5 separate regions of the Homo sapiens genome follow, and all the other regions are linked to region 3. A link is a contact called in ENCODE Hi-C or POLR2A ChIA-PET data. All regions are on one chromosome and are shown on one strand. The core of a region is the stretch at or near the end of the contact, and the rest is flanking DNA. Distances in the headings are between cores, read along the strand shown.

Region 1 (5,208 bases), core at 1,830-4,329, 910 kb before region 3:
GAGCCACCACGCTCGGCTAATTTTTGTAGTTTTAGCAGAGATGGGTTTTCACTATGTTGGCCAGGCTGATCTTGAACTCCTGACCTCAAGTGATCCACCCGCCTTGGCTTCCCAAAGTGCTAGGATTACAGGCGTGAGCCACCGTGCCCGGCCACACCTGTTGTTTTGCTGGCCTGCTGCTACTCTGGGCAGGCAGAACATTTTCACTTCTGGTCTCCAAGTGTGAGAATTCACCAGGCCACTGGCTTCCTGTTTTGTACCAGATCTGTTTAAATATCACGGCTTCTAGATGGTTTTAGATCACTAAGCAGTTTTTAGAAATATAATAATGATCCTCCCATCTGCTCCCACTTTGAGTTTCTCAGACCCCTGGAGCAGAGAGTGGAGCACCAGAGACTCTGGCCTCCTGGCTCCTGGCACCAGGCCCCCTCCAATGCCACTGGCATGGGACAAGACCATTAAGATTTGAAGAAGAACCTAGAGGAGAGAAAAGCTCCCTCTTCACCTGCCAGCCTTGTCACGGTTTTGATCATTCCTTAGGTTATCCTTTAAGATAGAAAAATCGTCATCTGTGTGCTCTCTCTCAGAAATGTAACTGATCATGAGCACAAGGTTGAATGTAGTCAAGGATGGGGAGAGATCAAAAGTTTTGGTTTTCAGAGCACCTAGGATTGCACCAGGGATGAAGCAATGCCCAAGATGTTCTGAAGAGAGATTTCAACACAATTTCCTGAGAAGTTCCTGGCTATGGCCAGAGCCATGCAAAGTACCGTGGAGAACTCAGAAGAGGTTTAAAACCTGATTCTGCCTGCAAGAAATGCCCATCAAATAGGAGAAAGCAAGGTTAATTTCAGGGAGACTGGATGCCCCCATGGTGCCTAGCATAGTTCCTGGCATGTTATGGAAGCAGCGTGAATAAATGAATGCAAAGAAATAATCAATAATAAAGTTATGGGGGCCTGAGACTATCTGTATTTAAAATCAGCAGAGCACAAGATCCATGGGTCTTACAGAAGTCTCCCTGGAGAAGGGAAATTTGAGCTGGCATGAAGAATGGGCAGAATTTGGTGATTTGGAGGTCAAGGAAGTTCTAAAAAAACAAAAGGAAGAAAGAGGAGTGGGTCAGTGGGAAGCTCAGAGCTGAGGATGGGGCCTGGGGAGGACTGGGCTCCTGAGCGCCCTTCTCACCACACAAGGAGACCCCAAAAAGAGATTAGAGACCATCTGGAGGGAGGAGTATGTTCTTGGGGGCCAAGGATGTTAGGATAGCTGCCAGTTTGGACTGAGGCTAGAAGTGGGTGACAAAGGACTATAAAGAAAATAGATTCTTGCTTGGCCTTGAACAAATCACTTCACGGCACTCTGGGCCTCTGTTCCCTCACCTGTGAGGCTGTGAGGATGAAGACGCGCATCATAAGCCTCTGCCCTGCACTGATATGTGCTCAGCAAATGTTAGCGTTTCACCCTACAGGTAAAGTTGGTTGGGAATGGGCCAGACTTGGAACCTGGTCAGACACACGCAGAGTCAAGGAAAGGCTAAGTAATGCTTAGAATCCTAGACCACTAGGGAACTGCAGCCATCACCTTTCAACTGCCATCTCCTAAATTAGAAAGATATATTGACACTTTGTACTTGCATCTTTTAATTGTTTACTGAGCACCTACTATGGACCAGGCTATACGCTAAGAACTGAGAATGCAGACGCTTTAAAAAAAAAAAAAAAAAAAGTAGATGAGGTCTTTGCTCTCCTACAGGTAAGAACCAGGAGAAGCCTTGGAAAAATAGTCCAATCTTTTGATTCCAGATGCTGAAATAGATGTCCAAAGAGGTGGAGTAAGTAGCCCATGACCACACAGCACATCAGGGCAGGGTCAGAACCAGACCTTATACTACATTCAGTTCTCATCCTTACGCCCTGATGTCAGCTACATCCGTGAGGGTGCAGACTCTGCTCAGCTCTGGTGCAGCCAGTAGCCAGTTGTGGAACTTGGGTAAAGCATGCTGCTTTTCTGACCCAAGTGCCCCCATATGTAAAACGGGACCAAGAATAATCCCTGTGTCTCAAGCTTGACATAAGGCTCAAAATGCAGTACCATGCAAGAAAAGGCTTTGTGTTCTGTGGACTGTGAACTGTGCAAACAGTCTCTGCTCCTCCTTTTGATCACTAAGCAGTTTTTAAAAAGATAATAATGATCCTCCCATCTGCTCCTACTTTGAGTTTCTCAGACTCCTGAAGCAGAGAGAGGGGCACCAGAGACACTGCCCTCCTGGCTCCTGGCACCTGGCCCCCTCCAATGCCACTGGCATGGGACGAGATCATTAAGACTTCAAGGAGAACTTAGAGGAGAGAAAAGCTCCCTCTTCGCCTCCCAGCCTCATCATGATTTTGATCAATTTTCTAGGACAAAGCAGCCTTCTGTGGCTACATTGGGTGTCTCTTCTCTACTCGGCAAGTAGTCACTGACCTCCTCCAGCACGCTCCAGTTTTAGGAGTTACTAAAGACCTATGGAACATAACTTTGTTGGCAGAGGGTTCAGCCTGGTTGAGGAACAGCACAAATGGAGGAAATGTGGCCACCTGCAATTCAGATCAAAATGGTTGGTGTCAAGTCTCAAGCCCTGAGCGAAGTCACAGCAAAGACGGACTTGGGCCATCTCACAGAGACTAGATATGGCCAGGAGGGGAGGGGCTGCAGGGACAAGAGGCCACCCAGGCTGGAGAATAGCCCCAGAGAAGGCACCAAAGCGTGGCAGGGGAACCCGGACCAGCCAGCCCTTGGACCCCCAGCCCCCGTGACTGCCTCTGGGCTCTTAGGGCCAGTGGAAAGAAGAACCGTAAAAAGGTAGCGGGAAGGTGTTGGGAGAGGCTCTGGCACTGCTATGATCTGGGTCCCAGCCAGTGCCTGGCTCAGCCAAACCTGTGGCTGGGTTTCCAGGCATCTGCTCCCGAATCGTTTCTAAACAAGCTGGAATCTGCCCTTTAGAGCCCTCAACAGAAACACGCAAAGTCCAGGGGTAAGGCCCAGGCCCCAAGGGTGAAGAAAGCTGTGCTCGCCAGTAGCCTGCGGAAGTAAGGAAAAGAGGGGGAGGCTGAGGGGACAGAGGGTGCGTCAGAGGGCCCTAAAAGAGGAAGTCGCCCAGTATCAGTTCTGCTCCCGAGGATGGGAAATACCCTCCGTGCTCCCAGCCCCGGGCAGCTGTCCCCGTCTCCTCACCTGAAGCCACAGACCTGGGGCCAGGGCCACCTGGGTCCTGGGTCCCATCCTCCCTTTCAAGATTCCCCAAGGCTACTGAGTTCTGAGCACTTCCGGGGGCCTAGGGTGGCCGGGCATGGACTGCAGACCCAGGATCCCTGCTAGGCAGGGTGCGGGTACAGAGTTTTATTGGGGCCGGGCCAGGTGCAGCAGCTGACACCTATAATCCCAGCACTTTGGGAGGCCGAGGCGGGTGGCTCACTTGAGGTTAGGAGTTCGGGACCAGCCTGGCCAACATAGTGAAACCCCATCTGTACTAAAAATATAAAAGTTAGTCGGGCATGATGGCGCACACCTGTAACCCCAGCTACTTGGGAGGCTGAGGCAGGAGGATCCTTTGAACCTGGGAGACGGAGGTTGCAGTGAGCCAAGATCCCGCCACTGCACTCCAGCCTGGGCAACAGGGCAAGACTCCATCTCAAAAAAAGAAAGAAAGAAAGTTTTACTGGGGCCCAAACCTCAGGGGTTAGGAAAGAGGCCCCAGTCCTCAGAATTGAAATCCAAGGAAGGAAGCCGAAGACAACTCATCTCCCCTCCCTGCTATTCCAAGAGGCCTTCAAGGAAGGGAGGGGTCTCAGAACCACTAAGGGGCCTTCCTCACTCCCACTTACTCAGGGGCAGAAGACTCAGTTGAAGACCTCCAAATCCAGAGACTTGGTAATTAAGTCAAAGCCTGGCTATGCTGGGAGAATGGCCTCCAGACCCTGGCAGAAAATGGGGTAAGGGCTGGTGAGGCTCCCCACCTTCCTTCCTCTACAATCTGCTAGAACCCAAAACGAGAAATGAGGCTTTGGGAAAGGGAGCACAGGAAGAGAAATCACACAGCTTCCCTCCTCCTCCCACTTGCTCTATTGGGCTCCTGCATCTGTTGCTGGGCTGCTAGCAGAGAGGCTGGCAGCTGGCTGTTCTAACTGCAGGTTTCAGCAGTGACAGGCTCCCTTCTCTTGCCCTACTCCATCCACAGGAGCCCCGAGGACTCTGCCTCTCTGGTTTGAACAAGTCTGCACTAAGCACCTTCTAAGCTGACGTCCTGTGCACACTCTGCCTCCAGTCCAGCAGGGCACAGACCGGAGAAAGGAGTGATGACTCACGAGGGGAACTGCCCTGCTGTCTACCAAACTACAGTGGATTCCTGGTTTCCCTGGTGCATTATCTGGTTTGTTCAGCCTCGCCTGGGTTCCTCTTCACACTCCCACCATTTCTGGCCCACTTTTGCCACAGGACAGGCTTTGCACAAGAAATGCAGAACACTGTAATGTAGAACTCACCCACTCCCCCGTGCCCAGCCCATTGCAGGAGCCTAGGCGACAAGAACATGTTTCTAGACTGTTCTCAGCACTGCACATCAAAATTGGGAGTTGGCCATGTTTGGGAGGCACTGAGGCCTTGAGCAGTAAGAGAACAGGCCCAGATTGGGGATGGGGCAGGGGGAGGGTTGAAAGTGCTGGAATCAAGTACAGAGGGGGCAGGGCAGAGTCGAGGCCCAGCTCAGTCTTCAGGGAAGTTGGCCTCAGGTGGGAATGTTAAAACCATGTCTGGAATCACCTCTGTATAACTTTGCTTATTGAAGCTATGAGTGGCTTTCTGGCCCCTGGTCAACCCTACAAGGGCAGGTAACTGGAGATACTACATAAAGAAGCTCCCTGCTGGTGTCTGGAGGCCTTGCCCACACTGGACTGCACTGGGCAGGGCTGGTTCTCCAGGACATCTGTGACCCCTCCTACAGGCTCAGGGGCTTCCTGGGATCTAGATTCCTCCTGAGGAATGGTGGCCTCTTTTAGTTCTGAGAGAAAGCCGCTGCTGCCCAGCCAGACTCCATTCCCAGAGGCCTGACTCCCCAGGACTCCCATACCATAGGCTGGTGGCGTATCCAGAGGAGACCCCCTCATTCTCCACAATGAGGGGCCAGGCCAGGCCTTGAAGATCCGAGGGGATGAGGGCAGTCCAGGGGAG
Region 2 (5,321 bases), core at 1,064-3,563, 620 kb before region 3:
GCACATTTACAGACACGAAGGTAACCACCAGGAAAAAAAAAAAAAAGTTGAAAAACTTAAAAGTTGTTTTCTCTAGGGAGAAGTGTAGGGGTGAAGCAAGGTAGAACAGGGGCTATTGTTATACAGCCCTTCTATATGCATTGTTTTTAACATGCACGTATTACTTCCATCATTAAAACTTTTTTCATTTTGGCCAGGCATGGTGGCTCATGTCTGTAATCCCAGCACTTCAGGAGGCCAAGGTGGGCAGATCGCTTGAGCTCAGGAGTTCGAGACCAGCCTGGGCAACATGGTGAAACTCTATCTCTACCAAAAATACAAAAATTAGTTGGGCGTGGTGGCAGGCACATGCAATTCCAGCTACCTGGGAGGATGAGACAGGAGGATCCCTTGAGCCCAGGAGGGGGAGGTTGCAGTGAGCCAAGATCGCACGATTGCATTCCAGCCTGAGCAACAAAGTGAGACTTCATCTAAAAAAAACCCCAACTTTTTCCATTTGAATATTATAAGAATTTGATACTGTCACTCACCTTTTTAAAACTATTTGAATACTTCCTACAGCCCTAAGAAAATCCTTAAGAATCCCTAACATAGCTTGCAAATCCCTTCCCATCTGGCCCCTGCTGAGTTTCCTATCTCTTTTATTTTTTTCATTTTTATTTTTTGACAGGGTCTTGCTCTATTGCCCAGGCTGGAGCATAGTAGCACAATCATAGCTGACTGCAGCCTCAACCTCCTGAGCTCAAGTGATCCTCCCACCTCAGCCTCCCGAGTAGCTGGGACTACAGGTGAGCACCATCACATCCGGCTAATTTTTTGTATTTTTTTGTAGAGATAGGGTTTCACCATGTTGCTCAGGCTGGTCTTGAGCTCCTGGCCTCAAGCAATCTGCCTGCTTTGGCCTCCCAAAGTACCATATCTGGCGAATTTCTTATATTATTTCTTACACTCCTCGTTCTCCCTGTTACCTGCCGTGCTGGATTTTCCATTTCTCTTCCTCATCTCTGGACTTCAAACATGCTGCTGCCTCTATCTGGAATGCTTTCCACTCCACCTGGTTCATTGCTGTTCCTCCATCAAATTTCAGCTTAGATGTCACCTGCTCAGGGGGACCTTCTCTTCCCCATCCCACCCCAGACTATCTTAGATCCCTTCTATCACTCCCACAGCACCTGAACGTCTTTTTTCTTAGCATCAATCTCCTGAAGTTATCTGGGGGGTTTTTTAGAGATGGGATCTCACTATGTTGCCTAGGCTGGAGCGCAGTGGCTATTCACAGGCACAATCACACTCACTGCAGTCTCGAACCCCTGGGCTCAGTCAGTCCTCCTGCCTCAGCCTCCTGAGTAGCTGGGAATACAGGTGTACACCATCATGCGGGGCATGGTTATTGGTTATGAGGTTATCTGTTTAATCTCCACATTTCCTTTTTTATCCAAGAGGACTATTTATCTTGTTTCTCCTGTATTACTAGCACCCAGCATATAACTACAGTACAGTAGACAGAAAATATGTATTAAATAAGTGAATTTCATCAAAATGTTTTCTAGAGTCCCAGCTCTGTAATCTGCAACTTAGATAACCTGCCTGAGCCTTAGTTTGCTCAAGTATAAAATGGAAATAAAAATAAAAATAATACTTACCTTAGAGGGTCGTTTTGAGGATTAAATAAGATATATCAGAAAAGCTCTTAGAACGGTGCTTGGATATAGTAAGCATTTGATTAATGCATGCTTAAACATAAAGAAAGGTTACATCAATTCACACTCATACCAGCAGACTTTGACACTATCACTCTTTACCCTGTTCAACATTGAGTCTTGTGTTTTTAAATATTTTTGTAAAGAATATAGGTAAAAAGTGGCATTTTTTCTTTGGATTTAATTCTTATGGATTTAAGTCAACATGTATTTTCAAGCCAACAAGTTTTGTTAATAAGATGGCTGCACCCTGCTGCTCCATGCCAGATCCACCACACAGAAAGCAAATGTTCAGTGCATCTCCCTCTTCCTGTCAGAGCTTATAGAGGAAGGAAGACCCCGCAATGTGGAGGCATATTGTATTACAATTACTTTTAATGGCAAAAACTGCAGTTACTTTTGTGCCAACCTACTACATGGTCTGGACAGCTAAATGTCATGTATTTTTCATGGCCCCTCCAGGTATTGTCAGAGTCCTCTTGTTTGGCCTTCTAGGAAGGCTGTGGGACCCAGCTTTCTTCAACCAGTCCAGGTGGAGGCCTCTGCCTTGAACGTTTCCAAGTGAGGTAAAACCCGCAGGCCCAGAGGCCTCTCTACTTCCTGTGTGGGGTTCAGAAACCCTCCTCCCCTCCCAGCCTCAGGTGCCTGCTTCAGAAAATGGTGAGTCTCTCTCTTATAAAGCCCTCCTTTTTCATCCTAGCATTGGGAACAATGGCCCCAGGGTCCTTATCTCTAGCAGATGTTTTGAAAAAGTCATCTGTTTTGCTTTTTTTCCAGAAGTAGTAAGTCTGCTGGCCTCCGCCATCTTAGTAAAGTAACAGTCCCATGAAACAAAGATGCAGTCGGGCACTCACTGGAGAGTTCTGGGCCTCTGCCTCTTATCAGGTGAGTAGGATGGAGTGGAAAGGGTGGTGTGTCTCCAGACCGCTGGAAGGCTTACAGCCTTACCTGGCACTGCCTAGTGGCACCAAGGAGCCTCATTTACCAGATGTAAGGAACTGTTTGTGCTATGTTAGGGTGAGGGATTAGAGCTGGGGACTAAAGAAAAAGATAGGCCACGGGTGCCTGGGAGAGCGTTCGGGGAGCAGGCAAAGAAGAGCAGTTGGGGTGATCATAGCTATTGTGAGCAGAGAGGTCTCGCTACCTCTAAGTACGAGCTCATTCCAACTTACCCAGCCCTCCAGAACTAACCCAAAAGAGACTGGAAGAGCGAAGCTCCACTCCTTGTTTTGAAGAGACCAGATACTTGCGTCCAAACTCTGCACAGGGCATATATAGCAATTCACTATCTTTGAGACCATAAAACGCCTCGTAATTTTTAGTCCTTTTCAAGTGACCAACAACTTTCAGTTTATTTCATTTTTTTGAAGCAAGATGGATTATGAATTGATAAATAACCAAGAGCATTTCTGTATCTCATATGAGATAAATAATACCAAAAAAAGTTGCCATTTATTGTCAGATACTGTGTAAAGAAAAAATTATTTAGACGTGTTAACTGGTTTAATCCTACTTCTGCCTAGGAAGGAAGGTGTTATATCCTCTTTTTAAAATTCTTTTTAATTTTGACTATATAAACTGATAAGTCCTCTCTACTTCACAGATTAAGAAATTGATACTCAAAAAAGTTAAATAACTTGTTTTAAACCACATAGTAAGTGCCGAAGCCAATCTGTGAGACCAGGACTGTTTGTACTCTAAATGGCTGCACCACATGAGGCAAAATGGCTCGTGATGGTTTTATTTCAAAGACCTAGAAAACACTATCACAGCTGGTGCTCCCGTCTCAGACCCACAGCAACGATGTCTCCACTTCCTGCTTCATCTTGGGTTTCTCACGTCTTGAATGTGCACACAAATCACCTGGGGATCTTGTTAAAAATGCAGCTTCTGTTTCAAAAGACCCAGACTGGAAATGGAGATTCCGCATGTCTAGTACGCTCTCAAGTTTATTAATCTGCTGCTGGTCCTAGGAACATATTGAGTAGCGAGGGGCAGGATGTGACTCCTGTAAGGAGTGGCCAGGCATTTTCTTAGAGACCTGTGTTATAAAGTATGCTTTTCCTTAAAAAAAAGAAGAAGGAGGAGGAGGAGAAGGGCCAGGTGCAGTGGCTTACGCCTGTAAGCCCAGCATTTTGGGGGACCAAAGTGGGAAGATCACTTGAGCTCAGGAGTTCAAGACCAGCCTGGGCAAAGTAGTGAAACCCCATTTCTACAAAAAATTAAAAATTAGCCAGGCAAGGTGGCACACACCTATAGTTCCAGCTACTTGGGAGGCTGAGGTGGAAGGATCACTTGAGCCCAGGAGGTCGAGGCTGCAGTAAGCCATGATCAAGCCACTGCACTCCAGCCTGGAGTGTCTCAAAATAGATAAATAAATAAATAAATAAATAAATAAATAAATAAATAAAAGAGACAGTATCAAAGACCCAATCACCTCTAGACATCTGGCATCATAGGAATGTGCCCAGTCTGCTCTGGGGATAGGAAAGTGGGGATCCTGTCTCCCCCTGTGTAGAGGTTTCAGTAAAAGAAAGGCCTAGGTGTGCAGAAAGCTTTCAGGCAATGCCAGGGAAACTGATCATTGTAATGAATCCAGGGTATTGCTGAGTGAGGGCATCCTGGAGGGCCCGGTGGAAATGTGGTCAGGCTCTTCAATGCACAGGCCCTAGTTGATGAGTAATCAGGGTTTCAAATATTTCCATCTCTGTCTCAAGCAGAAAACAAATGGAAAAACTGAACCACCAGAAAAGCAGAGCCAGAGATGGAACAAGAATCCCAGTGTTTGTACCCAACCAAGAGCGTGTTTTTCTTCCACAGACACCAATGTTCAAAATGGAGGCTTGGGGGCAAAATTCTTTTGCTATGTCTCTAGTCGTCCAAAAAATGGTCCTAACTTTTTCTGACTCCTGCTTGTCAAAAATTGTGGGCTCATAGTTAATGCTAGATGCTTCCTTCCTCTATTTCCCCCCAAATTTCCTGGGAACCCCTGGTCAATACCAGCAGTAAGTTCCACTGTTCTAGGGTGTAGAAATGGCTGTGACCCAGCAGCAAGAGGGAAGGACATCAGATGTCATCAGTGGTCATACTGCAACACAGCCCTTTTTCTGTTTAGGAATGCAGGTACCCACAACATTTACTAACACTTTTTTTTTCTTATTTATTTTCTAGTTGGCGTTTGGGGGCAAGATGGTGAGATATGCTTTCTTTCTTTCTTTTTTATGAAATCACCCCATCATTCTTTGTAGTTATGAATGGAGCTTTCTCTTAGGCCTCCCACAGAACTTCCACAGAGGTCAGGAAAAGGAGTTTCTGCCATCTACCCCTTTGACTTTCCTCACAAGTCTGGAGATATTTCTAGCCCAGAAGAGGGAAGCAACAGAGGCAGGAAATAATGAGTCTTAACCATACAAAAGAAAAATTGAGACTTAAATGAAGTTGAAAGCACTAACAGTTTTCATTTGTTTGCATTTCATATTTGATGTGAGATTCTGCAGAGGAGACGTAGCCAGAATGCATGCACAGGGTTACTCTGGATAAGCTGCTGGGGCAACATTTGGATGTGTGTTCAGAATCACATGTCTGAATACTCTGAATATATGTGTGTACATGTGTATTTAT
Region 3 (5,246 bases), core at 651-3,150:
CAGCAGAAGAGCAAGGCAGCCCCTGCCCGGAAGTGGCTGCTCCCTGGAGAGACCAAGAAGAGAAGGAGAAGACAGTGGAAGCCCACTCACTGTGGTGGTCTCATCCAGAGAGCTGCTCAGAGGCAGCAGCAGAGTTGGAGCAGATACAGGGCACAGTCAGCTTTCACACTAAACCAAGGCTGGGAGTGAGGGCAGAAGATCCAGGGAGGCTTGGAACCCCTTTGTGAGGGCTCAAACACACGCCCAGTTCACCTCTCTCAGAGCAACACTTTTTCTCCTCGCAGCAGAGGTTCCCCCAGACACAGACACAGACACAGACACACACCCCAAGCAGTAGACAGAAAGAGAAGGGAGAGAGGGGGTGTCAGAAAAACCCGGAAGGAAGGAAGCTGGACAGACAGACAGTAGCTGATCCTAGCTTCATTGCTCCAGAGAGACACCCTCCAGACTCCTAGACTTCAAGGGACACTATCCTTCTCAGAAGGAGAGAGCAGCCCTCTGTCTCTTCTGAAACCAAATTCCAGCAGCCCTGGAATAGGACCTACCCCAGCGCAACAAGAAGCCTAAGCTCACTTCTCTTCCTACATTCTTCCCCGAGGGTTCCTTTGGATCAAGACAGGGGCCACCTCCCCTTAGCAGCGCAGGGACACTTCCAAGGAACTGTATGACTGCCCCACCCCCCAGCCAAGCCCACATCACTCAGAAGCCTTGGAAGAAGAGACTCCTCAGTCACAGCCCCCGCTACTCACAGGCAGTGCCTGGGAGAAAAGGGTGACCCCCAGCTCTCCCCAGTCCCAACCCACCTCCTTCTGGAGGCTCCTATCAGCCAGAGGAGGAGGGCTGGGGTGCTGAGACCCACGGGGTTGGTGAGCCTGGGAGGGGGACTACATCTCCCAGAAGCCCCCAGGGCAAGGTTCGCTGCTCCAGCTGGCCCAAGGCCGGCCTTGTTCTCTGCGCTAGGGTGGCAGGGTCCCCTGGCTGTCCCTAAGCCCTCCCCACGGTGTTCTGGAGCTGCCAACCTGATTGGGGGCTTAAGAGTAGCCTCCACTGACCCTGGGGGAGTCCCCCACACCTTAAACAGCCTGGGGGTACGTGCCAGAGAGCAAGAGACAATCAGACTGTGTTTCCCCTCCCCGATTCAAACTGGATCTCCCTCCTCGCGCCTCTGCTGGCCTGGCATGACTTTCGCCTTGCCCCCAGCCCACCCCTCACCTCACGCGGATTGGGGGGTCCTCACGCCAGGCCGGAGCTGGACGCCATGACCAGGTCAGGGTCGTTGTGTGGATGGGGGTCCTCCTGCTCGCCAGTTGGAGATGCAGAGGGGGCGGGCAGGCGGTGATCTTTTGATCCTGGACGCCTTGATCTCAATACCAGCCCGGCCCGGGAGAGGCTATCCGGGGATCGCTGGGTGCCTGGGTTCCTGCCTCCCAACCGCGGAGCATGGTCGCGGGCGCCGGGCAGTGGCGGGAGAGCGCGCACACCCGCCGGGGCCGGGGCGCGGGGCCGGGGTCTCGGCCCCGAACCTCAGGGCTCCGGCTCCTGCTCCTGCTCCTCCTTCCCTTGCTTGCTTGCTTGCTTCCTTCCTTCCTTCCTCGCCTCTCCTTTCCTTTCCCCAAAGCCCGCGGGAATGCCGGGCGCTGGGTGGGGAGGGGCTGTCTGGGCGCTTATTGTTGGTCGGACTCCGAGGGTCCGGGTCACAGCCCCCGGGCGGCGCGGCGCCGGGGGACCCAGGCGTGCGGGCGTCCGGCCGGCTGGCTCCGGGCGGCGGCGGTGGTGCAGCGGCCCCGGGTCCGGGGCATGTCCAGCCACTGGCTCCGCCGCGCGCCGCCGCCTCCCCGGGCTCCCCTGCGCTGCCGGAGCCTCGCTTGCCCCTCCACTCGGCTCCACTCCCCAGCCTGAATAAGCATCGGGGCTCTCTGGCTGCCTCCTTCTGCCTTCATACCAGAGCCCGGAGAGGCCCCTGTCAAAATAAGAGCTCCCCCATCTCGCTTGCCTCCTCGCCCAACCCGGCTCCCCCAGCCTCCCAGTGGTCTGACTCGGTAAGGCGCCCGGCCGGCTAGCGGGAGGCAGGTTGGCCCGGGGGCGGGGAGGGGGGTTTCTGCTCTCCTCCTCACTCCTGAGAACTGGGGAGGAGACGCGCCAACAACATCCCAGGCTAGGGAAAGGTTTGACAAACCTACCTTCCTATCTGCACTGATTGGAAGGAGTGGAAGTTGCCTGGACACACGCGCGCGCACACACACACACACACACAGCACTGGGTCCCCTCTTCGTTGTACCCACCCACATCCATAATGCACTGAGCATCTCTTTATTCATGTCTCTCCTAGTAGACCATGAGGTCCTTGAGGACACAGACTGAGTTTTTTCATCTCAATCCTCAGCAGCACAAAGTGCATGCTAAGAAAATGTTTGTGGAAGTGAAACCTTTGTCTTCTCAAAAGAACTCTCCTAACCTAACCTCAAAGTGCTTCTCTCTCTCTCTCTCTCTCTCACACACACACACACACACACACACACTCTCACCACCCTATAGGACGATCGAGGCAATGAAAAAGAAAATGTAAAGCCCTTTTTTTTTTTTGAGATGGAGTTTCGCTCTTGTTGCCCAGGCTGGAGTGCAAAGGCGCGGTCTCAGCTCACTGTAACCTCTGCCTTCTGGGTTAAAGCGATTCTCCTGCCTGAACCTCCCAAGTAGCTGGGATTGCAGGCACCTGCCACCATGCCCGGCTAATTTTGTATTTTTAGTAGAGACAGCGTTTCACCATGTCGGCCAGGCTGGTCTCGAACTACTGACCTCAGGTGATCAACCTGCCTTGGCCTCCCAAAGTGCTGGGATTACAGGCGTGAGCCACCGCGCCCGGCCCAAAGCGCTTTTTAAAAACATTTCACATGTTTCAATGCTCACCACAAACCTGCAAGAAAGAGGTTATGGTCCCATTACAGAGGTGAGGAAATTGAGGTTTGCATTACCTAAGGACTTACCCAGAGCTACCCAGCTAGAAAGTGGTAAGCCCAGGACTAGAATTTGGGTCTCCTTATCCCAGGGCACTTTCCCTGTTTCCTACTGTCCCCACCCACCCAGAATTAATAGCAAGTGACAAGCATTGACTGTGTCTGATAGGAAGAACACTAGCCAGCCTGCTTGTTCCTGCTGTTTCCTCGGCCCTCTCCCCTGCCCCTCCTCACAGATGGTCCCCAGATAGTTCTAGCCTCACTGACCTCCCTCTCTTCTGACCACCTATCCCATCATAGCATCTGAGTACTTCCTGATGTGTTGTATCTTGTCACACACACACACACACATATATATATACACACACACACCCCTATATATGTATAGGTGTATGCACACACACACATATATATATATGTCTGATTTCCCCCAAAAGATTCCTAAGGGCCTTGAGGGGTTGATGGTGCCAACAGCTGGGCACTGGACAAGGTTTAGGGAGGCACAGGTGGAAGGGGACAAAAACCTGAAAGAAGATAACATAGTAACCCCCCCCCATGTGTCCCATCACTGCTTACAAAGCATTTTCATGCACGTTGTCTCATGATGATGCTTTGATCCAATCACCAAAACTTTTCCAAGTGCCAGCCTGCTGTGCCAAGCACTGTCCTGGGTTAGGGGGTTGAATCACCACAGTCCTGAGAAGTCGATTTTATCCCCACTTAAAAGAAAAGAAAACCAAAGCCCAGAGAGGCTTCTAATGTGAAAGATCCCAGCACCTAGGCTAGTACCTGACCCATGGAAATAAGGTTTAATTTCTTATCTCCTCTCCAGAAAGACATAATATGGGCCCCCACTTCTCCAACAGGGTGCTTCTTAGAGGGGACCACTGCATTTATGTGGATCAGTCTCCCCTTACATATATGACAAGCCAAAGGGGCTTGTTATGATCTCTTTGGCACAATTCCTGGTTCGTAGTAGGTCCAAAACAGTGTTTGCAGGGGCAAGTGAGTCTGTGTTGCCAGGGGTCTCTTAAATGGTGCACAATACATGTCCTATGGAGCAGCCACGCGGAGCGCTCCCCTGGGTGGGGCTGTGACTCATTCCCCCAGCGGAGGTTCCAGGTTGGGATTCGGAGCTGAGCTCTGGGCAGCCACAAGTTCTGGGTGGAACCCTGGAGAGAGCCAGGAGGAAAGGAGAGAGGCAGGGGGCCCTTGCTGGAATCGAGCGGCTCCCTCTACTGGCCAACTCGGGGAACCTCTGTCTTTCCGTGTATCTGTGTGTCACTGTGTCACGAGGGGTGTCACAGGTGTGTCAGCGTTGGCGTTCGTCGGTGGAAGTGCCCGCATGGGTATGGGTGCGTGAGGGTGCCCGTTCGTGACGCAGTGTGGGTGTGCCAGCGCCACGAGGGGCTGTTTCTGGAAGCACAGTGTGTACACACAACCGTATCTTGTAATACAATTTACTTTGGGGCTGCTGGGGGTCTGAGATTAGGCATCCCGTTGCCGGGGTTACTAGGACAAAAGGATTCTCCAGCTGGTACTCCTCACCGGCTGGAGCACTAGCCCGAGAAGGTGGGAGGAGTCCAGACCAAACAGTTCCTGAAAAGGACTCTATCACCTAAAGCAAATAGGGACCCAAGAAAGAGTTAACGCAGAGCCCCACAGTGACTTCAATCATTGGCTCAGGGCACTGTCAGTCAGAGGTCTGGGGGCGGGGTTTGTGGGGCCTCCATCTGACTGCCCAGCGCCCCTCACTTGCCCCTCGACCCCCACATCATCTCACTGCTGGGCTGCGCCCGCACCCCCATCTTGGTGGCGACACCGTCCTGGGCCCTGGAGGAAGAGCCGATCCGGGCATCCTGGCTTCCCCACTCACTCCAGCTGCCTGGCTTCCTGATAGATGGTGATTATATAATAGACTTGCTGGACAGAACCGTGCCAGCGCTCGGAACACTTTGCCCCCTCCTCGAAGCCTGCCCCAGGGCCTGGCACCTGCCACACAGAGCCTGCTGCCGGGTTCTGCCGGCGCCCCCCAGCAACGCCTCCATTTCGGGGTGGGAGACCCCAGGACAAGGTCCTGGGATGGGGCGGGCGCCAAGCGGAGAGAAGCAGGGCGGGTGCCCCGCGGGTCTCAGGGTCGGCCTGAGGAGTGTGGATTCACAAGCGCCTCTCAGGATAGTGGGACCCGCCTGGCCCCTTCCAACCTGAGCTTGCAACTTGGGAGCCAATAGAGGAGCAGGGGCCAGGGTGGGAACGGGAAGGAGTTTGGAAAAGGTGTGGGGGCAGGAAAG
Region 4 (5,602 bases), core at 2,905-5,404, 940 kb before region 3:
TTTGAGACCAGCCTGGCCAACATGGTGAAACCCCGTATCTACCTAAAAATACAAAAATTTCGCCAGGCGTGGTGGTGGGTGCCTGTAATCCCAGCTACTTGGAAGGCTAAGACATGAGAATCACTTGAACCTGAGAGATGGAGGTTGCAGTGAGCCGAGATTGTGCCGCTGCACTCCAGCCTGGGCAACAGAGAGAGACGCTGTCTTAAAAAAAAAAAAAAAAAAAAAAAATTGCCGGGCGCGGTGGCTCACCCCTGTAATCCCAGCACTTTGGGAGGCCGATGCGGCCATATCACGAGGTCAGGAGATTGAGACCATCCTGGCTAACACGGTAAAACCCCGTCTCTACTAAAAAAATACAAAAAATTAGCCGGGCGTGGTGGCGGATGCCTGTAGTCCCAGCTACTCGGGAGGTGAGGCAGCAGAATGGCATGAACCCGGAAGGCAGAGCTTGCAGTGAGCCAAGATCGGGCCACTGCACTCCAGCCTGGGTGACAGAGCAAGACTCTGTCTCAAAAAAAAAAAAAAAAAGTTCTGGAAGAAACATCACAGTGTCTTTCTCTTTTAAAAGGTCGGGGTAACTAAGTAGTTGTTTCAGAAGGCAGCTACACCCCTTGGGTCATGACAGGGTACTCCTGAGCAATTTACCATCTTAATTCCTCACTTGAGCAACAGAGAGTATAAAAAAAATCTTCACACATTAAAAAAGCCTGGGGCTTGCCCTCTCCACTCATCTGGGGGTGTGGCAACAAGAGCTGTCTCCTGAGGGTGGCCCAGGCTGATGATGTGTCCTGGTAGGCCTGCAGATATCACTCTCCCCCATCCATGTAGCTGAGGCACCCCTGCCTTCGCTGACTATCGTCAAGAGTGAGGTCTTTCTAGTCCCAATGTAGACTCTTAGATACAGGATGGGATCTCCCAACTCCCACCCCCAGCCAACCTGGCACACTTTCAGTCCAGGCCACTGGGCAGAGAGATTTCCGCTCTGAAAATATTGAAATAGGGTTTATATCTCCACAAACCATGGGGATAATGCCTCACTAACTCCTAGACCACGCACAGTGCTGGTGTCACACACCTAAGTTAGGGGCCCTTTCTCAAAAGCTGCAGTAAATAAGGCCCTCCATGTGGGCATTGGGCACTGCCAGGGAAACCTCCCAGGAGCAGGTGATAGTTACAGGAGGCAGTCAAATGCCTAGGCAGATAGGGCGGGTCCCTGGTGAAACCCCACCTCCAAGTTGAAGACAACTTAAAACCTGAAAGCCAAGCTGCAAGTTAAATCTTCAGACCAGATTGAGAACCTGTCTTCCCATTTGGCACGCTTTCCTCTGATTGATCCCCACCCTTCACCTACTTTACATACACCTACCCTTTCCTAATTGGTTTTCTACACTGTCGTACCCACCTTTGAGTGGTATTTTCACTTTAACCTTTTTTGCATACTCACAAACCAATCGGCATGCACTCCCTATTCTGAGTCCAGAAAAAGCCCTGGATCCAGCCACACTGAGAAAAAAAAACACCCAACTGTGGGAGCGGGGAACCACCCCCCTCCCCATCCCCTCTCTGCTGAGAGCTGGTCCATCACTCAATAAAATTATTCTCTGCCCATCCTCACCCTTCAACTGTCAGCGAATTCTCATTCTTCTTGAACACAGGACAAGAGCTCAGGAACAAATGAAGGTACAAACTACAATACAGGCAGGGCGGGGTATGGCCGGGTGGGTGGGGCAGCAGGCCTGGAGTGGGGCCTTGCTGGCCAGAAATGTCCTGAGCCCCTCTTCTTTGGTTTGTCTGAGAACAAGGGCAGGGCTTGAGGGATGCACACACAGTCCCAAACACACATATGCACTTGGCAAACAGACAACGTTCTCCACACCACAATGAAATCCAAATCCACAGACTGGCCACTGCAAATCATATATGACTGCAAGTGCACACACACACACACACACACACACACACACACACACACACTTTGAAGCAGGTGTCAGCCTCCAAGAAAAAGTGATGGACAGTCTGTCTCTCATATCCTCACATATTTGGTTCACCTGGAGATGGCCTCAGATGAGCCAAGTGACACAGAGGTGCGAGAGACTGAGGATGTGCTGAGGTGTTACCCAGCACTCCAGTAGTGCTATTACCCAACACAAAAATTGGTCTGAATATCAGATTTCAAGCAAGCAAGGGAAACCCAGAAGAGACTGGGAGAAGTCCTTATGGAGGCTAAAGCAACTCCATGTTGGATGCTAATCCACAGTTTTGGCCGTGTTGGCTTTGGAGCCTCCCAGAAGACCTCTGAGATTCCCAATTTATCAATTGCTCCTTGTGTAAGTGCAAACACTTACTGTAAATCCGGCCCTTAGGTCAAACAACCTTGATGTTATCATACTTCAACTGTCCTACACATCTTTTCTGAATCACCCTTCCCCTGTGGTCTATAAGCCCTGGTCCTGGGGGTGAATCATGGAGACACAAACGTAGCTTCTGTTTATAAGTCCTTATTAAATGTTTTTTTCGAAGAAACTGGATGTGTCAGCCTGTAACCTGCAAAAGGATCTGGCTGCTCTCTGCTTGTAGAAAGAATGGATAATAAAGGAAAATCTGCTAGCTGCCATGCTAGCAGGGGAAGAGCAGCAAACAATTCCACTCTTCAATTCATGGGGGGAACGCAGGGGTTTTTTAAGAAAGGATCTGAAATGCAGAAAAGGCAAGGGGGAGGTTAGGAGGTACCAGGTGGTGTGACTTGCTCCAGTGGTCCTCTTTAATTATCGTCTTATTTGGTGGAGGGGCTGGTGCAATCGTGGATCCTGCCAGGTTATAAATTAGTTACTCTTCAGCAGGGTATATGTTCAACTCCTGAAGTAAGCTTTTGTTGGAGAGAGAATTCCGGAGGTGCCTGGTCCCTATCAGGACGCAGCTCCTGAGGCATCTAAGGAAATATATGACCAGGTAAGAGCATAGCGTGTGCTTAACAAGCACGTAGGTAAATAAACGTGCGTAAGGCATGGGAGTACAGTATGGGACAGGAAAGGGAGTGGAGGTCACAGCACGTCCTGAGGCTGTGTTTTAAGATGAGAGGTAACATACATGCAGTTTGTCTCAAAATTATATCTTGAGGCCCAGAGGAGGAAGAGAAAAAAGGAAAGAAGAGAAACTAAGTTTAAAACACGGTTTAAGGCTGGGCGCGGTGGCTCACCCCTGTAATCCCAGCACTTTGGGAGGCTGAGGCGGGTGGATCACCTGAGGTCAGGAGTTCGAGACCAGCCTGGCCAACATGGTGAAACCCCGTCTCTACTAAAAATACAAAAATTAGCCCAGGCGTGGTGGCACATGCCTGTAATGCCAGCTACTCGGAAGGCTGAGGCAGGAGAATCGCTTGAACCTGGGAGACGAAGGTTGCAGTGATCCGAGATCACGCCACTGCATTCCAGCTTGGGCGACAGAGCGAGACTGTAAAAAAAAAAAATAGATAAAAAAATTTTAAAAATCGCGGTTTGAGGCTCAGCTGCTGAGCTGCTGGTTAAAAGCCTCTTTCTTGGGTCTCTCAGCTTCCTGGGACTTTGGGGGCAGGTCTGCATAAACTGCTTAGTTGTGGACCCCCCTCCAACAATTAGGTAGGGGACTACTCAGTATTCATCCATCGGTGTCCTCAGACCCCCAGACGGGGAGGCCCTGGGGCAACGCCAAGACTCACACCGGCGTCCTGGCGCCTTTGCCCTCAAGGGCCTGCAACTACCTCCTCCCCATTCGGAGCGGCCGCGGCCACATCCTTAACGCCAAGCCGGCACGCCAGGCAAAAGCGGCTCGGACGCCCTCACCCCACCTTCCGCACTCAGGGCCGAGGCTGTGCCTGGCCACCTGCTTCCCAGCACATGCACACACGCGCGCGCGCACACACCCACACACACGTACCCACGGCCGGCCGGGCTACCCGGACCACTTTGATCCGAAGGCACTGGAGGCCCAGAGGGAAGGAAAGGGAGGGGTGGCCGGAGCCCGCTAGCGCCCCAGGACAGCCTCGGGTTGCCCCAGGCGGTAGCCCTGTGGGACAGTGGTTCCCCGTCCGCGGCCTCGGGGGCGGGGCGTCTGTAGGCCTCGCCCCGCTGACGTCAGCCCTGCGGGGCGCTGGCGGAGCGGGCGGCGGAGCTGTCAGTCCCAGCCCAAGGGTAGCTGGAGGCGCGCAGGCCGGCTCCGCTCCGGCCCCGGACGATGCGGCGCGCCCAGGATGCTGCCGTGCCTCGTAGTGCTGCTGGCGGCGCTCCTCAGCCTCCGTCTTGGCTCAGACGCTCATGGTAAGGCTCCGGGACGCGGCCCTTCCCTGCCCTGCCCTCTCCGCGCCCGCTCCATTAAAGTTCTCCATCCAGTGGAGAGCCCTGGCTGGCTGGCCCTCTGGCAGAGCGGTGCCCGGGTGCTCCCTTACTCTGGCAAACCTGGATCTCAGGCTCACCTGTTGTGGAAGTGGAAGAGGCTGAAATTGACAGGAACTGACGGATTGGGAAGGATAGAGAAGTATGCGCAAGGCCAAACCCCCAACCCGCAAACCTCATCATCCACCCACTTCTAGATGAGCCGTAAGTTTAGCTCTAGGTTTTTTGCTGTTTAGGTTCAAATGATGGGACTTCTTGTCCCCTTGGGGAATAATTTTGATCTCCTGACTCTCCCTTCTCTTAGTCGACTCTTCAACTAACCTCTGTCTGTCCTTCTCCCATCTCACCTTCATCCCTCACTGATCACCCCGATCTGATCCCCCTTGCTCCACCTGTAGCCCCCAACTCACTCCCACTGCCCCCTGCCTCTCTCCTCCTAACCCAGCCAGTTCAGGCTTCTAACCCAGTTCAGGCTCCTAACCCAGACAGTTCTCCGGCAAGGTTTCTGCAACTAAGAAAAGTAAACCCCAGAGACAGAATGAAAGAGCCGGGAGTTGGAAGGACCAAGAGCAGAGACAGAGAGCAAGGACCGAAACTGCTTCTTCATGACACCAAAATACAAAGTAAAACATGCAGTCAGCCATTCACGTGATCGAGAGCTGAGTCGGAGATGTGCAGCCCAAATACCACAACGACTCGCTGCATTTTTCACTTTCCGTCTAATGTTTCGAAATCAAGGCACTGACGTGAAGATCAAAGACGGTATAAGAAAGAAAGCAAGAGACAGATGACAGAGTCCTCCCCCCCAAAAAATAAATAAAAAACAGGTGCATGATTAGAGAGATGTAGAGAAGTTAGAACACTAGGGAGCGGGAGCAGAGTCGCTGTCAAATGGAGAGAACTTAGAGGATCAAGGAGGAGAGAAAGGGAACCAACCAGCCGTTGGCCTTGCACATACTTCAGTCTGCTTGATCAACAAGACTCTTAAAGTAGAAATGTTTGTTGCATTCTTACAAAGAAGACAATGCCTTCAGCAGTGTTTCCCATGGTGAATGGTGTGTACTGGGGGTAAAGGGAGAGTAGAGCTAGGAATTGGTATTGAGTATCTCTCCTCGGAGCTACAGGTGCCAGCTCTTGTGGGGATGTCCTCAGCCATGTGTAGAGCCAGAGCTGATTTATTCCATCTGTCCTTGCCCAGCCAGAGGTTGGACATCTGGCTATAGGCAAAGCCC
Region 5 (5,870 bases), core at 1,926-4,425, 700 kb before region 3:
CTGAGTTACCTTTGGGGCAATTCTAGATCTTGTAAATTGCTTACCATCTCTTTGGAGACACCTTGTGTGTCCCTGTTTAAGTTATCCCCTTACTTAAGGTTTATTAATTTCACATAGGAGGTTACCTTTAGGTAAAGATTCAAAAGCCAGAAATATTGGCCATTTGTCCTGGCTAAAATCTGGTAATAAAAGATTTTTATAGGATTTTTATTTTGAGAACTCCATAGTCAGAAATCAACTTAATTAAAGACGATATTTGGGCTGTATGTATACAGATATTGTTTTAAAAGCCCCTGCTGGCCAGGCACAGTGGCTTATGCCTATAATCCTAGCACTTTGAGAGGCCAAGGTGGACAGATCGCTTGAGCCCAGGAGTTTGAGACCAGCCTGAGCAACTTGGTGAAACACCATCTGAACAAAAAAAAAATACAAAAATTAGCTGGATGTAGTGGCAGGCACCTGTAGTCCTAGCTACTCAGGAGGCTGAAGTGGGAGGATCACTTGAGCCCAGGAGGCTGAGGCTGCAGCGAGTTGTGATCGCACCACTGCATTCCAACCTGGCGACAGAGCGAGACTCCATCTAAACAAACAAAAAGCCCCTGCTTTCCCTCTAAGAACTTCTCAGTCAATGGAATTTTGTCTTGATTTTCCATTTCTGTCTGTCTGTGTATTTATATGTGTTGTATGTATAGTATTTATATAAAAGAGCTCTAATTAATTGGCTTAAAGAAACTAAAATCAAACATTTTATCAGAAAAAATTGAAACTTTAATCTCTTTTAGGTCACGTGACTCTAATGATTTTTAAACATAAAGACAGTGTAAATAACATAAAAAATAAAGACAGTGTAAGTAAAGAATGTGTTTTGGTGGGAGGTTATAAGAAGGCGTGTGAATATGGTTTCTGTTAAAGAGAACGTAATTTTGTCTAGCTCAGAGGGTTTTAACTATTGGCCTCACCTAAAAGAGTAATGGGACAGCTGGGCATGGTGGCTCACGCCTGTCATCCCAGAACTTTGGGAGGCTGAGGTGGGGAGATCACTTGAGGTTAGGAGTTCCAGACCAGCCTGGCCAACATGGCAAAACCCCGTCTCTACTAAAAATACAAAAATTAATCAGGTGTGGTGGTGAGCGCCTGTAATCCCAGCTACTTGGGAGGCTGAGGCAGGAGAATCACTTGAACTCGGGAGGCGGAGGTTGCAGAGAGTCGAGATTGTGCCACTGCATGCCAGCCTAGGTGACAGAGTGAGACTCTGTCTCAAAAAAAAAAAAAAAAAAAAAGAGTAATGTGACAAAACTGATGGTTTAAGCAAGTTGAAAAGGGTTTGTGAAGGGTTAATCTCATGAAAAGTTCTGTGGGTATAAGCAGGTTGGCTAAGATTTAAAGGGGATTACTTAGTTTTTCCATAGGTCGAACACTGAAATAAAAGCACACTGATGTAGGGCCAGAATCCGGGCCCATGTGTCTGAATAATGGTTTTCTAGAGAATTTATTTGTTTAACAGAAAATTGTAAAGAATTATGAGAGGTTTGTGGACGTTTTACCTTATGGTCAAACTATGATTGTATAGATTTGTTTATAAGGTTTTATTAAGAATTGGATCTAACATTAATAATATACTAATGCAAAGGTGAAATTTTGCTTTCTCTCATAAACAAGATTTTTGCATAATATTTTAAAATAATGAGATTTTTGTTTACCTTTTAATAAACAACAGAAAAAGGAGGAGAGAGGAAATAGATTCGGTTGGCATCATGCTGTCTTTATTGCGACCTGCTTGGAAAGTTGACTCTCCCCTCTATCAGCAAGTAAAGATTTTTGCCTTTTAGAAATTTTGGAGTTATCATTTTGGCTACCTAAATGACTTGTAGTGACTCTATACTAATCTTCTCTGAGCAACTCTCCTCCATATCCTGTTGGGTAATGAGAACAAGTGGCACCCCCTCCCTCCAAAAAATCCATACCCCTTTATATTACAGAAAAGAAATCTTCAGAAAAGAGACATGCTACAATGAGACTACCATACAAGATGTGAAAGTTACCCCCCAAATTACAATATCATGAGACAAAATAAGGGAGAGCTGCTGTCTCTCAGTGTTTGTCCCTAGTAAGGACAACTAACCACTGAGCAAACGGACAACTGCACAGCCTTCTTTTACTCACAGAGTGTTGTCCACCTGCAGAGCCAAGTCCTCTCAATCTATCTGCACACTGCTGTGCACTTCTAGGCTCTCAGATGTTTTTAGGTCTACAAGTCCATATAACCACTCTAAGCCATGCGTCTTAAAATATGCCCTCATTTTCCATTGTTAAGCCATTGAATACAGACTGGTAGGTCACGTGGCTTCTGTAACACAGTCTAGGTCACATCGGTTAATGCTCTACGCGAATGGGACCCTGGAGGTCCTTACTCCTGCTCTCTTCTCCAGAGTAGGTTATACCTAAACCATCCTGCATCAGCCTTTCCCAAGGTCAGGGCTGTGCTGAGGGTGTAACAAGCATGGACAGTAGCCTAGCTTTCTTGGGAGATTTAAGTCTCGGGCTTCTAAAGGTTAAATATTGGTTTGTCTATAATGGGGAGAAGAAAAACAGTGGTATAACTATGTAAAATGATGGATATATTAATCTGCTTCACCATAGTAAACTTTTTACTATCTACATGCATCCCACAACATCATGTTGTATACCTTAAATACACACAATAAAATTTGTTTAAAAATAAAATTAAAAACTGTCTTCTAAAAAGAAAAACAGTGAAGAAAGAGCTCTGCTGTGAGCTCAAGAACAGCCAGTCACAGCTCCACCTAAACCCACGGGTGACTTAAAAGCTGAAGCCTTGTCATAATCATTGTCACGTACTCTTATTATGATGAAACTTTGCTCCTCTTTTTGCTGAGGAGATTCACCTAAGTTACTCTACACGACAGTAACTGAAACAGCACCCATTAGACTACTTTATGACATCCCCCTGCAGAGATCAAGAGTTCTGCAATCGCAGCTTCACAATCCTGAGAGACTACCAATTCAACCAGCCTTCAGGACTGGCACACTTCTGTGTGAGAAAAGTTCAAAAAATGGCTTAAGAAATTCAAAGCAACTGCTTACCCAAGATGAAGAGCACCCAGGGGAGGCAATGCACTGAAATCTCCCCACAGCTGCAGTCCCCAAGCTCAACTGAAAGACTGCTGCGAGCACTCTAGGTTAGGCTCAGAGCAAACCAAACACGTGCCTTCTGAAGTGGTTGCAGAGATGCAAACAGGAACCTCTAAATCAAGGTTCTCATTTCAGTCATCTGGCCCATTACCCAATTGTTATGTATACTTTCATTCTAAAAAGAGGTGACAAATTCAACCTACTGAGGTGAACCTCACACTCAGACCTCTTCAGGTGCCATCTCCCCTTTTAGATGACAAGCCCTCTGAGGGTAGGAGCTTGAATGGCACCAGGCAAATAGGTGCTGAGAAAGAAATCCATTTCATGCAAACAAAATACAATAAACGTAATATTAACACAAAACCTTCTGTGTTAAAGATACAGCAACCTCTTTTATTTTTCCTCTCAAAACAGAGGTGCAACCTCGCCAGGCAATCACCCAATCCCTGCTTCCAAAGATACGCCTGCCCAGTCCTCCAACTCACCATGTAGACATGAAAGTTTCCTCTGGCCATGTGATATCAGCATTTCCAGAATACAGGCAGCCATTGATTCCCATAGAGAACCTCTTGGGTGACTTGGACATCCTAGATTAGAACTCAAGGTTTCTTCACTTCAAGATACCTCTCAGTCTTAGTCACCACTTCAAAATAGGTGTTCTCAATGTACGCACCTTCAACCTCGGCTAGATTGGCTTGACCTAGGCATGGGCAGACTCATGGAACTTGTCCTGTATCATCTGAAAAGCTGTTGAACGTTTGCTCCCAAGCACTACGCTGCATGGTCCTTGAGAAGTGATGTGCTAGAGAGCCAGCAATCTCCACAGCATAAATATTCCCATCATAACCTATTTCAAGCTACCAACAGTTTAACAACTGGCTTGCAAAATTCCTAAAAAACTTAATACAGGTTGAGTATCCCTTATCCAATATGCTTGGGACCAGAAATGTTTCAGATTTCATATTTTTTTCAGATTTTAGAATATTTGCCGAATACATACAAGTTGAACGTCCCTAGTCTGAAAATCCAAAATGCTCCAATAAGCATTTCTTTGGAGCATCATGTTGGCACTCAAAGTTACAGATTTTGGAGTTGAAATAGCAACCACTCTTTTGTATTTTCAGATTAGGGGTACTCAGCCTGTAATCAGCTCTTGCTATGTAAGCTGGTTCCAGCACACCACGGAACCTCTGCAGGTTCTTGCGGGGGTACAGCTCCGACATGACTGGTTGCACGATGCTGAAAACCACTGTTAAATCAAGTTTAGCCTAAAGCTGCCTCCTTACATATTTTAAGTTTGGCCTAAAGGTTTCTCTGTACATCATGAACTATAACGTAAATGGAATAGTATACGGACTCTAGTCTACTCTTGTGCCAGTCACTGAGTTTGGCCAATCGAAGATGGCCAATGATTCAAACTATTCAAATAAGGCAAACACCGAGCTGTAACCAATCCGGCTATTTCTGTACCTCACTTCTGTTTCCTGTACATGACTTTCCTTTTGCTGTCCATAAATCTTCCACCACGTGGCTGCGCTGGAGTCTCTGAGTCCACTCTGGCTCAGGAGACTGCCTGATTCATGAATCATTCTGTGCTCAATTAAACTCTTTTAAATTTAATTCAGCTTTTAATACCACAAACCCCCATCTTTTTCACATGACAATTCCCACCTTTTATGTAGATATGCACACACCAAAAGGTAGCCAAAGGGTACAAAGAAGTTTATTGACTATGATGCAGTAAAGATACCAAGAGTTACAATATTTGTGCATATGGCCCAACAGTGCCTACCCTCCTACAAAACAAAAACAAAAACAAAAAAAGGCAATGAGGTGCAGCAGTTAACAGCCCAACACTGGAGTCAAAGGAATGGAGCTGCCTCTTCTGGCAGCAAAGTTTCAAGTTGTGCAATTAAATAATAGTCTTGGTCCACTCCTTGTGGGTCTTCTTACAGTTTCCCTTTAGAACCATAACTGAGTGACTTAGTAGAACATTCATATTCAGGATGTGGCCTCCAGAAGTGTCGTTTTGTTTTGTTTTGAACAAAGACGTGCTACCTTCTCTCTTGAAGCACCAGTGCTGGGTTCAGGAGCTACAGAGGACTAAGATGTTCCCCAAGTAGCCTGAAGTAACAGGTCACATGGAAAACACAAAGCAATTGGTGAGTCCACATTTTGTAATAGAATTAAGAGCGTAATGCATAAAACTTAAAGTCATGTAACCACATGTAAAAACTTCAGCAGCTAAAGAAAAATTCTGGAAGGCTTTTAACCCCTTCTGAACTAAGTTCCCTTTCTAAACGAGGCTGGTTTCCATGGCTGTGACAAGAGCTCATGAGGTAGCAAAAAGAGAGAGAGAATAGCACCTTAGAAGTTACTCAAACAAGAGGTGAAACAAATAAGTAAACAAAAAAAGACCACTTTATCTTCCTTTCATCCTTAAAGAAGGCAGGTGTCTGTACACTGCTTTGTGATCCTTCGAAGAATAAAAAGCTGTAACCCAAATCTCAGTATAAGGGATGAAGAAGGAAAATGATAGCAGCTGATGACTGGGATGCGACCACAAACCCATATAGTAAACTAAGTTATCAACGTACTCCCTTACCACGAAGGACTTCATTCAGTCATTTAAAAAGCAAGGGACTAGTTCAAATCATGATTAAGGCTATAAAAGAACACGACTGAGTATTCACAGAGCACCAATTACCTCAAGTTTA

The links. Hi-C counts contacts between places; a loop is a spot of excess contacts on that map. ChIA-PET counts read pairs that join two places held with the same protein, here RNA polymerase II (POLR2A). Pooled maps may share reads with other maps.
Region 1: a pooled map shows a loop between it and region 3 (6-fold over the local background). The contact joins the enhancer-like site here to the promoter of BCL9L in region 3. A Hi-C loop is called at or near these places in 2 of 37 single-sample maps with no recorded cell type and 9 of 50 pooled maps.
Region 2: a map of CD8-positive, alpha-beta T cell shows a loop between it and region 3 (5-fold over the local background). The contact joins the promoter of CD3E here to the promoter of BCL9L in region 3. A Hi-C loop is called at or near these places in 2 of 168 maps with a recorded cell type or tissue (CD8-positive, alpha-beta T cell and Caco-2) and 7 of 50 pooled maps.
Region 4: a loop to region 3 is called in a map with no recorded cell type, with 6 times the contacts of the local background. The contact joins the promoter of IL10RA here to the promoter of BCL9L in region 3. A Hi-C loop is called at or near these places in 1 of 37 single-sample maps with no recorded cell type and 5 of 50 pooled maps. POLR2A ChIA-PET finds 5 or more read pairs at or near these places in 2 of 52 experiments (Caco-2 and OCI-LY7).
Region 5: a map of naive thymus-derived CD4-positive, alpha-beta T cell shows a loop between it and region 3 (7-fold over the local background). The contact joins the promoter of JAML here to the promoter of BCL9L in region 3. A Hi-C loop is called at or near these places in 1 of 168 maps with a recorded cell type or tissue (naive thymus-derived CD4-positive, alpha-beta T cell), 2 of 37 single-sample maps with no recorded cell type and 12 of 50 pooled maps. POLR2A ChIA-PET finds 5 or more read pairs at or near these places in 2 of 52 experiments (WTC11 and activated B cell).

What each region holds. Positions count from the first base shown.
Region 1 is chr11:118,008,017-118,013,224 of GRCh38, forward strand. All of the region lies in intron 4 of SMIM35 (small integral membrane protein 35), which reads right to left. Among named protein-coding and RNA genes, the nearest start is that of IL10RA, 24 kb to the left of the region's middle. RefSeq lists a silencer at 1,900-1,949 and enhancers at 2,474-2,573, 2,719-3,219. Within about 2 kb of position 3,080, at least 21 of the 41 ENCODE cell types and tissues checked have a DNase peak (open chromatin) inside an H3K27ac peak, as active enhancers do.
Region 2 is chr11:118,302,417-118,307,737 of GRCh38, forward strand. CD3E (CD3 epsilon subunit of T-cell receptor complex) reads left to right here and starts at 2,314. Exons shown (of 9, transcript NM_000733.4): 1 at 2,314-2,360; 2 at 2,478-2,585; 3 at 4,872-4,892. The coding sequence starts at 2,537.
Region 3 is chr11:118,924,026-118,929,271 of GRCh38, forward strand. It overlaps BCL9L (BCL9 like), which reads right to left and starts at 1,901. Exons shown (of 10, transcript NM_001378213.1): 1 at 1,213-1,901. RefSeq lists enhancers at 1-389, 618-687, 1,059-1,560, 3,713-4,214, 4,564-4,683 and 2 more and silencers at 1,756-1,805, 2,006-2,145, 2,966-3,025.
Region 4 is chr11:117,982,240-117,987,841 of GRCh38, forward strand. IL10RA (interleukin 10 receptor subunit alpha) reads left to right here and starts at 4,155. Exons shown (of 7, transcript NM_001558.4): 1 at 4,155-4,295. The coding sequence starts at 4,229. RefSeq lists enhancers at 3,583-3,642, 5,033-5,332 and silencers at 3,833-3,932, 3,953-4,232.
Region 5 is chr11:118,221,836-118,227,705 of GRCh38, forward strand. JAML (junction adhesion molecule like) reads right to left here and starts at 3,176. Exons shown (of 10, transcript NM_001098526.2): 1 at 3,106-3,176. MPZL3 (myelin protein zero like 3) reads right to left here. Exons shown (of 6, transcript NM_198275.3): 6 at 4,855-5,870.